Linked DNA regions of Mus musculus: region 1 is linked to region 2. Evidence: chromatin loops called from intact Hi-C (ENCODE). Cell type or tissue: heart. All regions are shown on one strand.

Region 1 (8,000 bases), 52 kb before region 2:
CAAAAATCCACCAGCCTCTGCCTCCCAAGTACTTGGATTTAAGGCCTGTGAGACCAGGAATAAAATGCACTTCTACTTCTTAGAAATTTGATTAACTTTGGCCAGAAAACTATTTGAGTCTGCCAAGTATTTGTTTTCTATTTTGAGGAGTCTATCTTAGCTACTTTAACGATTTTAAACTGTATGTCTATTTTTTACTTCTGGTGAGTCAAATTTGAGAAAACAGGTATTTTAAGAAATTATCCCTTTTACATTGGCTTTTAAACGTCATGGCAGAGAATTACTTTAAGATTTATTTTTATGTACGTGTATGTCACATGTGTGCAGGTGTCTGTGGAGGATAGAAAAGGGCATCAAATCCCCTAAAGGTGGAGTTATAGGTGGTTGTCAGCCTGCTCGCATGGACACTGGGACCTGAAGGCAAATCCTGTGAAAGCAGCATGCACTCTGAACCTCTGAGGCATCGCTCCAGCCCTTTATTTGTAGTTTTGTTGTTTTGTAACTCAGGTGGGACTAGAACTGGCTATGTAGCCAAGGAGGACTTTGGGCTTCAGATCCTCCTGCCACCACCTCCACAGGCTGGCATTTCAGGAATGTACCACCACACCCAACCTATATAGTGCTGGGGACTGAACCCAGGGCAGCTCAAGAGCTGCGCCTCTGAAACTTTCCAGTGGTCTGGTCTTTCCAAACTGCAAATCACTCAAGAGTAGGGAAATACTCTTACCTGTCTCTGGCTCAAAATATCTAATAGCAAAGGGATGATGAGAACCAGGTACGGATGGGGAGTTATAGCTATAGTTATAGTTACAGTTATAGTTATAGTTATAGCTATAGCTATAGTTATAGTTAGGCAGGAGACAGTATGTAGTTTAGGCCTTGAACTGACTCTCCTGCCTACACCTCCCAAGCGCTGGGATCATATGGTGCTACAAGGGTGCAACTCCCTGCCAGGCACAAAAGCATTTTGAACAAAACTATCAAGACTCTAAATAGTTACCAAAACTCTACCTTTTCTACCATTCACACTCATTTTCAAATAGGAAATTAGAGGCTATATCAGCCAAGAGATGCAAGGTTTTCTGAACCAGGCATGATGGTATACACTTTAGTCCCAGCACTTACAAGAAAGGCAAAGGTAGGCCAATCTCTGTGAGTCTGAGGCCAGTTTGGTCTACAAAGAGTTTCAGGTCAGCTAGGGCTACATAGTAAGACTTGCCTTTAAGTTAAAAAAAAAAAAAAAAAGAAAAAAGAAAGAAAGAAAGAAAGAAGTTTCTGTAAGCCTTGCCAAGAAAGAAAGAAAGAAAGAAAGAAAGAAAGAAAGAAAGAGAGAAAGAAAGAAAGAAAGAGAGAAAGAGAGAGAGAGAGAGAGAGAGAGAGAGAGAGAGAGAAAGAAAGAAAGAAAGAAAGAAAGAAAGAAAGAAAGAAAGAAAAAAAAAGTTTCTGTAAGCCTTGCCGGGCATAGTGGCGCACGCCTTTAATCCCAGCAACTTGGGAGGCAGAGGCAGGTGAATTTCTGAGTTCGAGGCCAGCCTGGTCTACAAAGTGAGTTCCAGAACAGTCAGAGCTATACAGAGAAACCTTGTCTTGGGAAAAAAAAAAGTAAGCCTTACTTTTAAATAAAAATGCAAGCTGGATGGTAGTGGTACACACCTCCCAAAACTCAGGAGGCAGAGGCCGATCTCTGTGATTTCAAGCTCAGCCTGGCCTAGAGCAAGTTCCAGGATAGCCAGGGCTACACAGAGAAACCCTGTCTGGAAAAACAAACAAATAAGCAAGCAAGCATTGCATTCCGTTGGGAGTGAGAAGCAGGTGCTGTGGCTGGCCACTTCCCCCAAAGTTCATTCCAACCAGGTAGTGAGAAATGAAGGCTGGGAAATGGCGTCTGAGAAGTCCAAGGACTGAGGGGAGGGACACCAGATAGAGAGTCAAACTCTGACTCCTCAAGCACAGAAGAAAGACGAATGCAGGTCACCAGTTGCTACCTAGACTACTTCACTGCCACCAGAACCAAGCCAAACTGCAGACAACTTAGGTAAAAGGCAGCTCCAACAATCCTCAAGTTCTAAGAACACAGTCACTTGAAAGGACATGGGTCAGCTTTGTGACACTCCACAGTGTCACAAAGCACACAAAGCACACCTGTGCTTTTCTGCGACTCCATTTCTAAAATCCTAACCACGGCTAAAAAAAAAAAAAGGCTCAACTACTGAGTTGCTTGACTTAGGAATATTTAAAATAGTGAAATATAAAAACAAGGGCTAGTGAAATGGCTCAGTGGGTAAGAGAACACTGACTGCTCTTCCAAAGGTCCTGAGTTCAAATCCCTGCAACCACATGGTAGCTCACAACCACTCATAATGAGACCTGACACCCTCTTGTAGTGCATCTGAAGTCAGCTACAGTGTACTCATGTATAATAATAAATCTGTTAAAATAAATAAAAATTAAAAAGGGTTGTTGAGATCACTCAGGGGTAAAGGTGTTTGACTTGCAACCCTAGTGGCCTATAAATATGCTCCCTGGGACCCATAAGCAGATGGAGGAAAGAGCTGACTTCAAATACGTGTCCTTTGACCTCCATATGCATACCATGGTATGCACATACACATATACAAACTAAATACCATGACCAAAAATTCAGAGAAAAGAAAATTAAAGATGTCAGTAACAATATAAGAAACTCGCCAGGGCTATACAGAGAAACCCTGTCTCGAAAAACCAAAAAAAAAAAAAAACCAACCAATATAAGAAACTCTTTCAGGGCTGGAGAGATGGCTCAGGGGTTAAGAGCACTGACTGCTCTTCCAGAGGTCCTGAGTTCAATTCCTAGCAGCCACATGGTGGCCCACAACCATCTGTAAGGGGATCCGATGCCCTCTTCTGGGGTGTCTGAAGACAGCAACAGGACAGTGTACTAAGACACATAAAATAAATAAATTTAAAACAAACAAACAACACTCTCTTTCACAAGAGTTAATTGTGGATTGTGGCAGAACCAGATTATACGAGGCTAAGGAGAAAATAACTACTTAACATATGCCATGTAGTGGACACCCTAACAACTGCTTAGCACACCCTGGTAGGTATTTTAATCTCTCCGACACTGTTAGGTGGGTATCAGTCTCCGTGTCAGCATACAGCTTAGGTAATGTACAATGATACAAGCAGACATGTAAGTGGCAGAGGACTCTCATTTAACTCACTGTGCTATCACACAACACCAGGCCCAGCAAGAGGGCTTCCCACCAATCAATTCCACATGCCTCGAACACACCAACTACATCATCGGAGACACCGTCTTCAATAAACACTTTAGCTGTCTAACTAAAGTTCTGTGGGGATAGAAAGAAGGCTCAGTTAATCTTCCAGGGCACCTGGGTTGGGCTGGTGGCAGCTCCAGTGGCAGCTCACAAGGATCTGGGATCACAGGCGTGTGCCACTAGGTCTGGCCCATAATTAGAATTCTACAGACTTCCCATACTGACAAAAACCATCCTGTAGGTCCACCACCCTTGCACTGTGCTCTGTATCCCCGACCACTCCACCCCACCCCCAAATCAGGCCCAGTTTTCTCTAATGCTCGTGTGTAAAGAGGAGAGCACTAGATGAGAGAGGGAAGAAGGGTCAAAAGGAAACACGAAGCTTTAAAACCATGGGCTCCTGAGAATGTTCAGACAAGGCAACGACAGAAGCCTGGGAAAATACGAGTTCCAGAACTGTGACATGGCTTCAGGTTATTTCCATTATGTTAAACTCACAGCTCTGGATTCTCTGCATCAGAACTAAAGCTGTGTGTCTTACAGTATGTGGAAATCCTCCCGTGATTTGTTGTATTATACAACTATGGGACAGGTAAGAAATCACCCCCCTGTCCCAGTATTGACTAGCCTTGCCACCAGGCTACCACTACTCTGTGAACAGGGCCTGGTACCACACAGCTAACAACACCCCAATATGAGGCTGAGGCAGGAGGATCACAACTTCAAGCTACACAGAGAGTTGGAGGCCAGCCTGAACTACACAGTGGACCTGTCTTTAAAAAAAAAAAAAAATTATGTTTTAGCCGGGCTTAACCGGCATGGCAGTGCACACCTGCCAACGGCAGCACTAGGGAGTCTAAGAGAATCAAGGTCAGCCTCGACTGAGTCGTGGGTTTGGACTATCTAAGGCTGCAGGAGACCCCAGACTCCAGGATTCAGATTAAAACCAAAACAATACCGTTATTACACTGTGAAACCTTGGCAGTGTGGCCCACGCCTATATCTCTGAACTACGGAGTCTGAATCGGGAAGATCGGTGTTGAAGGTGGGTCTTGTCTACATAGGGAAATCCTAGCCAGTTAAGGCTGCATTAAACCCTCTTTTGGATACATTTTTGACAACCCAAAGTCAAGTCACAAATCTAAAACTGAACACACACACACACTCACACTCACTCTCTCACTCTCACTCTCTCTCTCTCTCTCTCTCTCTCTCTCTCTCTGTCACACACACACACACACACACACACACACACACACACACACACACACAGAGAAGTTGGAAAGATGGCTACGGGGTTAAGAATACCTGCTATTCCTGAGGACCAGAGTTAAGTTCTCAGCAACCCCATCATCAGGCAGCTACCAATGGAGTGTAACTCTGGGTCTAAGGACACAACGCCCTCTTCTGGAGTCGGTGGGTATTTGCGCTCACGTGCGCAGACAAGATAATACAAACACATCATGTAAATAATTTTCCAAAACAATCATTTTTTTTTCTAAAACTTGCAAAGGATGCTAGTAGGTCCACGCAGCCTTATTCAGCCGACCTATACAAGCCTTGACTGAGGGAGCAGGACTCCGCAGGCCTCGGGAGGATGGAACAGGACCGGGTCAGCTAATAGAGGAGTGAACGGAGCTGGGGTGGCTGGGAGAGCCTGCGCACCGATCCGCCCAGCACGCCGTGGGCCCCGGGTTCAGGGTCCCCGGTCCCGGCCCATGCGCCCGCGATTACGACCCCGTCTCCTACTCACCGCCCCGCAGACTGGCGGCTCGAGCCCGCGGACGCCCGCGGCCTGGCCCTGTTCACTCGCGGCGGCGCGCGGCGGGCCCCGGGCTGCCCCGCACCATCCTCTCCGCCGCTCCGGAGACAGCGAGCGGCTCCTCGGGGCCGAAGCGACGACCCGAAGCCAGGCCAGAGCGCGCCAACGGGACGCCGGCTCCGCGCGCTGCGAACGCCGGGCTTTCCGGGTGAAGGCAGAAAACCACGTCACCACTAACGCCGCCGTGACCTCTGACCCCGCCCGCGCGCGACGGCGGCGCGGAAGGGACAGAATTGCTCCGGGGCGAGCGGCGGGTGGGGTCGGGGTTAGGAGGAGAAGCAGACTGTCTTCGTTTTGCAAATGGGAAAAGCATACACGGAGCTGCCTGAAATTTATCACTCGCATTCGCGAACTGCCGTGAGCTTGCTCGGTTCCGTCCCGAAGTGCTTCTGCAGGTCTTGGTGTGTATGGCGTGAGATAGTAAAGAGGACACGATTTTCGTTTATTTTTGTTGGAATTTTTTGTTTTGACACAGGGGTCTCGTGGATGGCAAGAGCTGGCTTCCTGTTCTCTCTGGAGCCCAATGAGGAGCCAACTACCTTAGTCATGGTGTTTGAGCACACTAATACCACCCTCCTCTCTGTAGACGGGACTCTAGGATCCACTGGATGGGAATCTGTCGCGTTTCTGGACAACAGGACAATTCATTTCAAGCCATGTCTCAGTCCCCAAGGACCTAGCTGACCTTAGAAGCAGCAAAATATTATCCTTTTTAAATTCCTCTAACCACATTAATACTGACCTTTGTACATGATTATTGAAAACCCAGGAGATCAGTTACACTTATCCATTTGTCTGGTCTTGACTTTTTTTGTTGTTCTTTAAAGACACGGTTGCTGGGCAGTGGGAAGGTTGTCCTTTGATCCCAGCATTCAAGAGTCAGAGGCAGATAGATCTTTGCATTTGAGGCCAGCCTGGTCTGCAGAATGAGTTCCAGGAAGCTGGGGCTAAACAAAGCCTGTCTTGAAAAAAAAAAAAAAAACCAAACCAACCAACAAACAAAAGAGATAAGGTCTTTCAATCCATCCCTGGCTGACTTAAAACTCACTATGTGACCCAAGCTGGTCTCAAACTCAAAGATCCATAAGTGCTGGGATTAAAGGTGTGCCATGAGACATGAGAACATTTGTGAGAATTTTCTCCTTAGGTAAAGACTATGCGATGTTTATCCCCTTTTCCTAAGGTCTCGGTGACAAACCAAAGTTCCCCCTGGAATGCCAGTAAATGTATCTGGCTTACTTACAGAGCATAGGCAAGAGGTTACTGCCAGCAGGGTGAGTGACCTCAAAGCAACTACACTGGAAAGTCCTCACCCAGAATGGATGATGGCTTCCCATAGAATGTGTAAGTGGAACTCTGATGCTTGTCTCCTCCAGAACCTCAAAGCCAAATAGTTCCAGGGAAATCGTATAGAAGACATCTGCATGTGTATGTCTGTGTGTGCACAGCATGTGTGTGCTCTCATTCCAGACAATGAGCTACCACTGCTATGCTTTTGGTTTTGAATAAGTGCAAGGAGCAGGTAGAAAGGCAGAAATACACAGTAAAACGTGATCAAATCGATGTCTATGACATCAAGCAGAACTCAGATAAGGAAGGCCTTAAACCTAGGAGGCTGGAGAAGCTGCTGAGAGGTTTTTTTAGACAGAGTGTCTTCTGTACTCTTTACAAGGGCTGACTGACAACAGTTCTTGTTATTTTTATTTAGTGCTTATAATCTAGCAAATATTGAAGTGGACTGAATGAAAATGGACCCCATCGGCCCATATGCTTGAATGCTTGGTCCCTAGTTAGAGGAACTGTTTGGGAAGGATTTAGGAGGTGTGGCCTTGTTGAAGGAGCTGTGTCACTGGGAGTGATTTTGAGGTTTCAAAAGTCCCTGCCAGGCCCACTATCTTCTCGTCTCTCCCTACTTGCTGCCTATAGATCAAGAGGTAAATCTCTCAGCTACTGCCTCAGCACCCTGCCTGTCTGCTTCCCTCCATGGTGATCATGAACTGACCCTCTGAAACTGTAAGCAAGCCCCCAATTAAAGACCTTCTTTTATAAGAGATTTCCTGGTCCTGGTGTCTCTCCACAGCAACAGAACAGTAACTAAGATAAATATAGACCACAGAAAAATGGCTTAAAAGAGAGAGGAAAAAAAAATCAGAATGGGATGACATCATCTTGTTCATTTTTGGTAGCCTGTTTATGTCACTGTCACTAACTCCCAGGTTGCAAGGAAATCTGGAGACGGGGTAAATAACAAGCTTGGAATAAAAGGAGTCTTAAGAGGGAGGCAGAATATTCTATCTCAAAGAAAAACAGGCTTAGAGACGGTGGAGCCAAAGGAGCAGACGTCAGGACCCAGCCAAGCCAAGCATGGTGGCTCGTGGGAGAATCCCTGGGGATTCAGAGTAAGTCCAATGCTGAGCTGTTATTAGAGGCAACTGCATACAAAGACACTGTGTGGTCATCAAACCCTGACGGAAATCGACTTATGAGAAAATGGGATGTTTAATTGATTATTATCAGGGAAAACAAAGATGAGGAAGTACAGGAAGAAAAAAAAAATCGCATGGGAACAGAAAAGCCATCTTACCTACAAGGTCGTCTGTTGTAAAGATCACTTCTGGCTGTCCTTAGAGGGTCAGAGTGCCCTTAGACATGAGTCTCCTTCGCAGAAGAGGCTATATAACATATAAACAGAAAAGCCTTAAGGCATAGCATGGTGCATCTTCCTTGAGCTGGAAAGCCTGCTGTACAGGCTACTTCCTTCTGTCCTGTGCCAGGAGTCAGGGTGCTCTGAAGATACAGAACGTGTCTCTTCCTCAGACAAGGCTGTTGGCAAAACCTAAGGGAGGGAGGGACTTCTTGCACGTGATAGCCAACCCCAGTCCAATTCCCACTTAGTGGGGGGGTTCTTCACACTC
Region 2 (8,000 bases):
CAAAGTATCCAGCATGGAAGGCAAGTGCCCCACCAGCAGTGACAGCCCAGACCTTCTCCTGTGACTTTAATTGAGACTCACTAAGTTGCCCAGGCTGGCCTGCTTTGGCAATCTTCTGCTTCAGCCTCCTGAGTAGCTGGGCTTACAGATTTGCTAGAACACAGCCTCTTAAAATGTTTTGGGAACTTTATTCAAACATTAAAAATAACCAGTTAAATAGTAATCAACGTGATAAGATCAACAGTCATTTCCCCTGTACACACTACTTCATACAGTGTTGTGAGCATTGGGCAAGATTTCCAAAATGGTTGGCCTTTTCCATGACGCTCTCAATGTTATTGGGGTGACTTTATTATCAGGCTAAGAAAGGCACTTGGCAGCACTTCTACTGATACATAGGTGTTGATTGCAGACATCTCTTCTAGAGATGCTTATCTCACAGCCAATGAAACGAGTACCAAAATTTAAATGTACACAGTCAAGATTTAAAATTCTATGGTATATGCCGGGCGTGGTGACGCACACCTTTAATCCCAGCACTCCGGAGGCAGAGGCAGGTAGATTTCTGAGTTTGAGGCCAGCCTGGTCTACAAAGTGAGGTCCAGGACAACCAGGGCTATACAGAGAAACCCTGTCTTGAAAAACAAAACAAAACAAAAAAAAAATCTATGGTATCTAGCCAAAGACTGGGAGAAGTCCAGGGATTACTCTCACACAGTCAGCAAGTACCCATGGAACCTATAAATACCCAATATGAATTGAGAGTGGAGAGATAAAAGTAGATTTCCTGTTAGTGGGAGTCAATCTTAGTAATGAGTACACGATTCAATTCAAATACTTAATCACCAGAAAAGATGGCCAAGAAAGACAGTCCCTAACCCAGAACTACCTTGGACACAATCATCTTAAACCATACAGCAGCCTCTGTGTGTGTGTGTGTGTGTGTGTGTGTGTGTGTGTGTGTGTTTGCTTAGAAGTTATCTTAACCTAAGGATGACTTTGCTTCATACCCTCCCGTGGCTCTGTCACCAGCACAGAAAAGCCCCACACCCAGGCATCTCTGCCCTTCAGCATTCTTCACGTAGCTGGGTGGTCTCTTCTCCTGGTCACTGCTCCCCAACACACACACACTCACCTGCCTCCAAAATTCCCACTCCAGCTCACTGGTTTGAACTGTTACACATTTTTCAACACTTTGGGAAGGTATTTATTTCCTGGTCCCTTCTTCCATCCTCCACACTTCAAAAGGTTGGCTGGTGCTCTGATCCTCAGGGCTCTAGCCTAGCACACACCATGATGAAATTCTGTGGGAGATTTTTGTTTTCTTTCTCTGTCGTGGTGGGGATAAAACCCAAGGCCTTGGTGCAAACTAGGCAAACATTTTACACCTTAAGGATCTCTACTGTCCACTATCATGTGCAAACTGGCACCCCTGGAGCCTGGAAAAGGGCATAGATCCCCTGGATCTGGAAGTTGGACAGTTGTGAGCTACCACGTCCAAACCAGGATCCCGTACAAGAGCAGCCAGATCTCTCAACCAGGGAGCTAACTCTCCAGCCAAGATGTTGTAAGCAAGTAAAGATTCAAATCCTGGCTGCACCTTAACCCTTTGATCAGGAACCACTAAATCTTGGAGACTCTTAAGAAGTTTACACACATGTCTTGGAGGTATACTGTCCTTTAAAGTGTCTCTCTCTTCCTTAAAGCCGGGGTTTAATTCTATAATAAAACTGTTTCTTAATAAACTCCAACTTCATTTCATCAAAGGCAAAAGGGGGGGCTGGGGCAAAATAAATGGCAAAAATAAAGTACTTGCCACACAAGCATGAGAACCTGAACCAGGTCCCCAGTCCCCACACCAAAAAAATGTTCCCTGTAGCTTGTGGGCTAGCTAGTAGTAGTCTAGGTGAATCCAGCTCCAGGTTCACTAAGAGCCTGTCTCAATGAAAGTCAAGGCTAGTATGACACCAAGGAAAATAGCTAACATTTGCTAACCTCTGGCCTCCACATGCACACACTGTGAACACACATACCAAAAGAAAAGACAGGCAAGGCAGTGGTCCACACCCGCAATCTCACCACTTGAGAGGCCTAGGCAGGCGGAATGCTCCAAGTTCAGAGTCTTGCCTGATCGCCTGATCTACACAGCCAAAGCTGTATTGCGAGACCCTGTCCCCCAAAATAAACACACAAATCAAAATAAATAAATAATCCCCCCAAACAGTAACTCTCAGAGGCTGAATAGAAACTGGGACTGTAGCTCAGTTAAACAGCCCCTATCTAACATGTGTAAACCTTAAAGTCAGTCATCACCAAGTAACAAGCAAGCTTCTTCTCCCCCCAAAACAGTCTATGTAGCCTGGACTGTCCTGGAACTCACTCTGTAGACCAGGCCTGTTCAAACTCATAGAGATCTGTCTCTGCCTCCAGCATTCTGGTATTAAAGGTGTGAGCCACCGCCACCACCGCCCAGTAACAAGCTTGACAAGACCATTTTATTTTAGCCTCTTCTTTCTTTTAACTGCGACTCTGGTGGGCGGGAGGATCGAATATTACTCTGTAGTATAGGCTGGCCTCAAACTCACTACATAGCCCCGTTGACGTCAAAACTCCCAAGACTGTTGTTCCTGACTCAATTTCCAAATACTGGGATGTCAGAAGTGGGTGACTAATTGGGTCTTCCTTTGAAAAGTAATTCTAGGTTTGTAGGTTAAAAGACCCAACAGTTAACTTCCAGGAGGTGGCAGGGGGTGGGGGGACCATAGGGGCTCTTACCACAAAACTAGGTGACGCTGTAAAACTTATGCCAGTGTCACATCTAAACTCCACAGACAGACCGAGCCTACCACATCCAGCAACACATTTCCCAACCACAGAGGTTGGTCATCAGCTCTGAGACACAGCCAGCTGCCAATGACCTAGTCTCCAAGGCGCTTCCCTCTATGGAGCCAACTTCCGCGAAGGGATGGAAGGACATCCCCTTGGCTCTCCCTTCCAGACAGCTCGGAATCAGGGACTGCCTTTATTATTATTTTCCATAAAAGGGTCTTCCTCAGTGGCAGAGGGCTGACCTCAAAACTCGCGGCAATCCTCCTGCCTCAGCTTCAGGACTTCTCATTCAGAGACACCCATAACCTTGGCCTCTAGCACCTGGGACGAGTATTCAAAACCCCGCGCCACAGCAGCCGCACCAGCCCCGGGACCCACGCGGGCTCCGGATGGGACCCGCCCGGCTGCAACCACAACTCCGGACTCGGACAGGATCGGAGCGGCAGCCGACGACCGGGGAGCGTGTCCTCCCGGGAGCCCGAGTCCCGCCGAGCTGGGAAGAACTCGGCCGAGCTGGAGAGGCCGAGAGCAGCAGCAGAGCTCCGGCGGCCTGGCCCTATGCGCCCGCCCGCCCTCCCGGCTGAGAGGCGGAACGGAGCGGCCCCGGTCAGCGCGCGGCCGGACACCGCCGCCGCCGCCCCGCTCCGTGTGGGAACGCGCCTCCGGAGCCCCCGTCCCTCCGAACCTGCTCCGCGGCTCCGCCGGCGTCCGACCGCCGCTCCCAGCGCCCCTTCAGTCACTCGGCTCCCTGCCCCGCCCCTGCCCCCGCACGCCCCGCCCCCGGCACCGCGAGCACGCGCGCGGTGCGTACGCGTGGCGTCATTTCCGTGACGCTTCGGACTTCCGGGGACTGGCTGGCGGCTGGCCGGAAAAGATTGCAACGCTCCGGAGGCTGTCCACCCGAAGGGGCAGTCCCTGAGGGCAGGGGACACCGAGTGACCGTGAGGCCCTCGCTGACGTGTCTGTGACTCGCGAGAAGCCGCGGTTTCCCCTGTCATTCCTCATTCCGTCTACCAGCTTCTGCTTGCATTAGCCTGAGGGCGACAAGGAGCCCCGAGGACAGCCATACACGAAACGGGACATCAAAGTCTGGGACCAGGAGACATCTCCCAGCGCTTAGCGAATGCGGCCGCCAGAAGGAAATACAAACACACCTTTCCCCTAGTGAGCAGTTAGCAGGGAATAGATAGTCAGGAAAAAGATCGAGAGGGAAAAGTTTAGCACATGACTGCCTGTCTGTAAAGATAGATAACGCTCCCACTGGACAGTTGACATGCCACCTCACTAGCTTTTGTTATCTCCCTGGGCCAAGAACCGTCGGGGTGGAGGAGATGAAGTTATAGGATAGGGGAGGAGAGAATTCAGAATGAACCCTACAAATGAGCAACCCAGAGTCCGTGAGACTGGCTCTCAGCTCTGGAAAAAACAAAAAACAAAAACAAAACACTGTTCCCAGCAGAATTTTTTTTTTAACCCCTGTCTCAATAAATGCCTGTTTTCACCTTTTCTGACTCTGCTATTTTGTTTTTCACTCCTGGGCACTCGTCCATAGAAAGAACCTGGTCACCTGGGCAGATGGCCCACAGAAATGAACACTCCTGGCTTGCTCTTTTTAAGAGCAGGACTTGAAACTGATTCAATTTAGGAGAATCTTAAGGAAATTGGTCCAATAGCAACTAGGCTGTGATCCCAGCCTGGCTAGGTGGAGACAGGAAGTTCAGGAGTTCCCATCTCTAGTGTTCTTGGCCTGGGCAAATATAAGGAAGGTTGTGGGGTATAGCTTTATAATGAGAGCACATGATGATGCAGGAGTTGTGAGAATAAAAGGATCTTTCATGACCCAGCTGTGCTTGGCACAAGGCTGTAGGGTGCCAGACAGGGTCAGGTTGGCCTAGGGAAGTGGCTCCAAGTTGGATGTTTAAGGTCTATGAAGATTAAAGAAAGACACAGACAAATGAGGTGAAAGCGAGTTTTATGAAAGAGGATTACAAGTAAAGAGGGCCAGAGAGATGTTTCAGTGTGTAAAAGGTTTCCCATTCAGGCTTGACAACCTAAATCCAAATCCTGGAACTGACCTGACAAAAAAAAGAAGGAGGGGATGGAGAGATGACTCAGTGGTTAAGAACGGTGGTTGCTCTTTCAGAGGAGCTGGGTTCGATTCCCAGCACCCACATGGCAGCTCACAACTGTCTGCAACTCCAGTTGCAGAGGATCCAATACCCTCACACAGACACACATGCAGTCAAAATACCAATGTACGTAAAATAAATAAATGGTTTCAACAAAAAGTAGAAGGAGAGACCCAACTAACAAAGATGCCCACTCACCTCCATGTAAGTATCATGGCATCCACACACAATAATCATAATGTAAGGAAACATGAGGAAGCCTCTCCTGTACATTTACTACTGAAGGGGGGAAAGCTTTTGGCATCAGTGAAAGATAGCTGGACAGTCAGGTTGGTGCCAACTGCCCGGGAGCTTGCTTCATCAGGTTATCTCAAACCGGATTGCAGACATCTTTGTTTCTCATCCCTGGTGTTCTTGGCCTCGCTGCTTGAACTCTTAGCATTCATTTAAAACATAGATACATATTTTCACAGAAATATGTGTGAACTATGGGCAGTTCCACCCTGAGCCCTTTTCCTTTCCTACCTACAGAAGGCTAGCTCTTTCTTCTGGAGGACCTAGGTTCAATCATCAGAATTAAAAAAAAAAAAAATTGGGGTATAGCTGAGACCTAAAAATTAAATAAGTTAGTCAGTGGGTTTTTTTGGTTTTGTTTGTTTGTTTTTGGAGTTTGTTTGTTTGTTTTTGAGACAGGGTTTCTCTGAATAGCCCTGGCTGTCCTGGAACTCACTTTGTAGACCAGGCTCACCTCGAACTCAGAAATCCGCCTGCCTCTGCCTCCCGAGTGCTGGGATTAAAGACATGCGCCACCACACCCGGCTAAGTTAGCCAGTGTTACACAGCATTAATAGTGAAGGCATGAACAGAAGCTAGTCTTAGTTCCCACTTCAAGACTGCTAGAGGCAGCAGATAAGTGTTGTCTACCTTGTGAAGTTCTCTAAAAACCCACCCTTGTGTTAAAGATTCTGTAGACTGGTTTTGGAGAGTTGGAATGTTATAGAGCCATATCTCAGACTGTCTTTAGGTCCGTTGAATATCCGTTTAAGACTCATTCTGTCTCTGACTTAACATCCTTCTGGCCAGCCGGAAAAATCTTTGGAATGCATTCTTACATTCCAACGGTGGTGTCCACCAATCCACAAGCCGAGAATGTCAACAGATAGCATGTGAAGCCTACAGCAGAGCTTCCCTGACTTTGTCCTAACTCCCTCTCTGTTAAGCCCCACCAATGTGTTCAGCAGTTGTGTTCACGTATGGCTGGCTCAGTGACTTTATATAAAAAGTTCACAGATCTGATGGCACATGCTTAGAATCCCAGTTCACAGGAGGCTGAGGCAGAAGGAACAGGAGTTGCAGCTGCATAGTAAGTGTAAGGGCAGCTTTATCTACATGAGACCATATTACATTATTTTTAAAAAGTTCACGTTGGCCGGGAGTGGTGGCGCACGCCTTTAATCCCAGCACTCAGGAGGCAGAGGCTGGCGGATTTCTGAGTTCGAGACCAGCGTGGTCTACAAAGTGAGTTCCAGGACAGCCAGGGCTATACAGAGAAACCCTGTCTCGAAAAACCAAAAAAGTTCATTTCACGCTGGGCAGTGGTGGCACATGCCTTTAATCCCAGAACTTGGGAGGCAGAGGCAGGCAGACTTCTGAGTTCGAGGCCAGCCTGGTCTACAGAGTGAGATCCAGGACAGCCAGGGCTACACAGAGAAACCCTGTCTCAAAAAATAAATAGATAAATAAATAAATAAATAATAAAAAAAGAGGTTGGTTTCATGACTTTTCTTGGGAAGGCATGACTTTTCACTCCAAATATCTCTCCAAATAGAGCACAGAAACTATACCACCCAAGTCTGCTTGCTGAACCACTGGGTTTAAATAGGGAATATTTACAGCAGCATGGACGATTTATTGATAGCTATGGCACTGAAGAGACCTCACTGCAACCCCCCGAACATTTTTTTTCTGAAAAGGTATCTGTAATATAACAGACTGGCCTCAGACTTATTATATAGCAGAGGTTGACTATGAAATCCTGATCCTCCTGCCTCCATCTCTCTTGTGTTGGGATTATAGGCATGGGCCACCACACACGGCTCTAGGCCTGTCCTTGACCGAGATTGGCATCATATATTACATCAAGTGCAATGTACTTCTTCCAAAGCCAGAACTCAGGGACTCAAGAATTAAGGAGACAGGACTCAGAGTGGGCCATTGAAGTTTGGCTTCTTATCCCCACAACCTTTAACTCTGTTGGCCTGAGGTCTTAGTTCCAAGAGGAGGGATGCTTCCACCAAGAGACACAATCATGATTCCCCTGAACCGGAGATTAAAACTGCCATTTTAGCCAAATGGCCCATACCTTTAATTTCAGCACTTGGGAGTCAGAAGCAGGCAGATGTCTGAGTTTGAGGCCAGCCTGGTCTGAAGACTGAATCCCAGGACAGCCAGGGATATACAGAGAAACCTTGAAGAAAGAAAGAAAGAAAGAAAGAAAGAAAGAAAGAAAGAAAGAAAGAAAGAAAGAAAGAAAGAAAGAAAGAAAGGAGGGAAGGAGGGAGGGAGGGAGGGAGGGAGGGAGGGAGGGAGGGAGGGAGGGAGGGAGGGAGGGGAAGGGGAAGGTTTTTTTGTTTTGTTTTGTTTTGTTTTGTTTTGTTTTGGGGAAGGAGAAGAGAGAAAGAAAGAAGGAAAGAAAGAAAGAAAAGGAAAGGAAAAAATAAACATATTCAAGGATGCTACACACACTCCAGTGAAGTTTGCTTGGCAGGCCAAGAGGCCTGGGAGCACTCACGAGGCAAAGAGTTTCACGGAAACTCACCTCCTGGAACTTTGGCGTTCTCATAACCCATATATTCATACCCTGTCTGTTAGTCTGGTGTATGGATCCACGTGCTCTCTTTTAGTATTATCTTATTATAAGTGCCTTTTAAGATTGAATTCTGACATAGCTAAGCCTTTGCCGGTGTTCCAATGTCCTAGAAAATGCTTGAAGCTGAGGAGCTTGGTAGAGACAGTAAAACTAACTAGGCATTACAAAAGAAC

What was found. Peaks named below come from ENCODE experiments on the same cell type or tissue, not always from the same donor. Only the 100,000 strongest peaks of a DNase experiment are listed, where the experiment ranks them.
Region 1: it touches region 2 in a loop (3-fold over the local background); 12 of 42 quality-filtered maps call a loop at or near these places.

Annotation. Positions count from the first base shown.
Region 1 is chr5:130,219,589-130,227,588 of GRCm38, reverse strand. It overlaps Tmem248 (transmembrane protein 248), which reads right to left and starts at 5,254. Exons shown (of 7, transcript NM_027854.1): 1 at 5,017-5,254. It overlaps Gm6598 (a long non-coding RNA gene), which reads left to right and starts at 3,723. Exons shown (of 2, transcript XR_377119.4): 1 at 3,723-3,855; 2 at 5,561-5,871. In heart, a CTCF peak has its summit at 4,666 (motif pointing left); a DNase peak (open chromatin) is centred at 5,288; H3K4me3 peaks cover 2,952 bases; H3K27ac peaks cover 2,065 bases.
Region 2 is chr5:130,167,409-130,175,408 of GRCm38, reverse strand. Rabgef1 (RAB guanine nucleotide exchange factor (GEF) 1) reads right to left here and starts at 3,590. Exons shown (of 9, transcript NM_001199059.1): 1 at 3,515-3,590. In heart, no CTCF peak of the experiment used is centred here; DNase peaks (open chromatin) are centred at 2,938, 3,168 and 3,658; H3K4me3 peaks cover 2,846 bases; H3K27ac peaks cover 3,396 bases.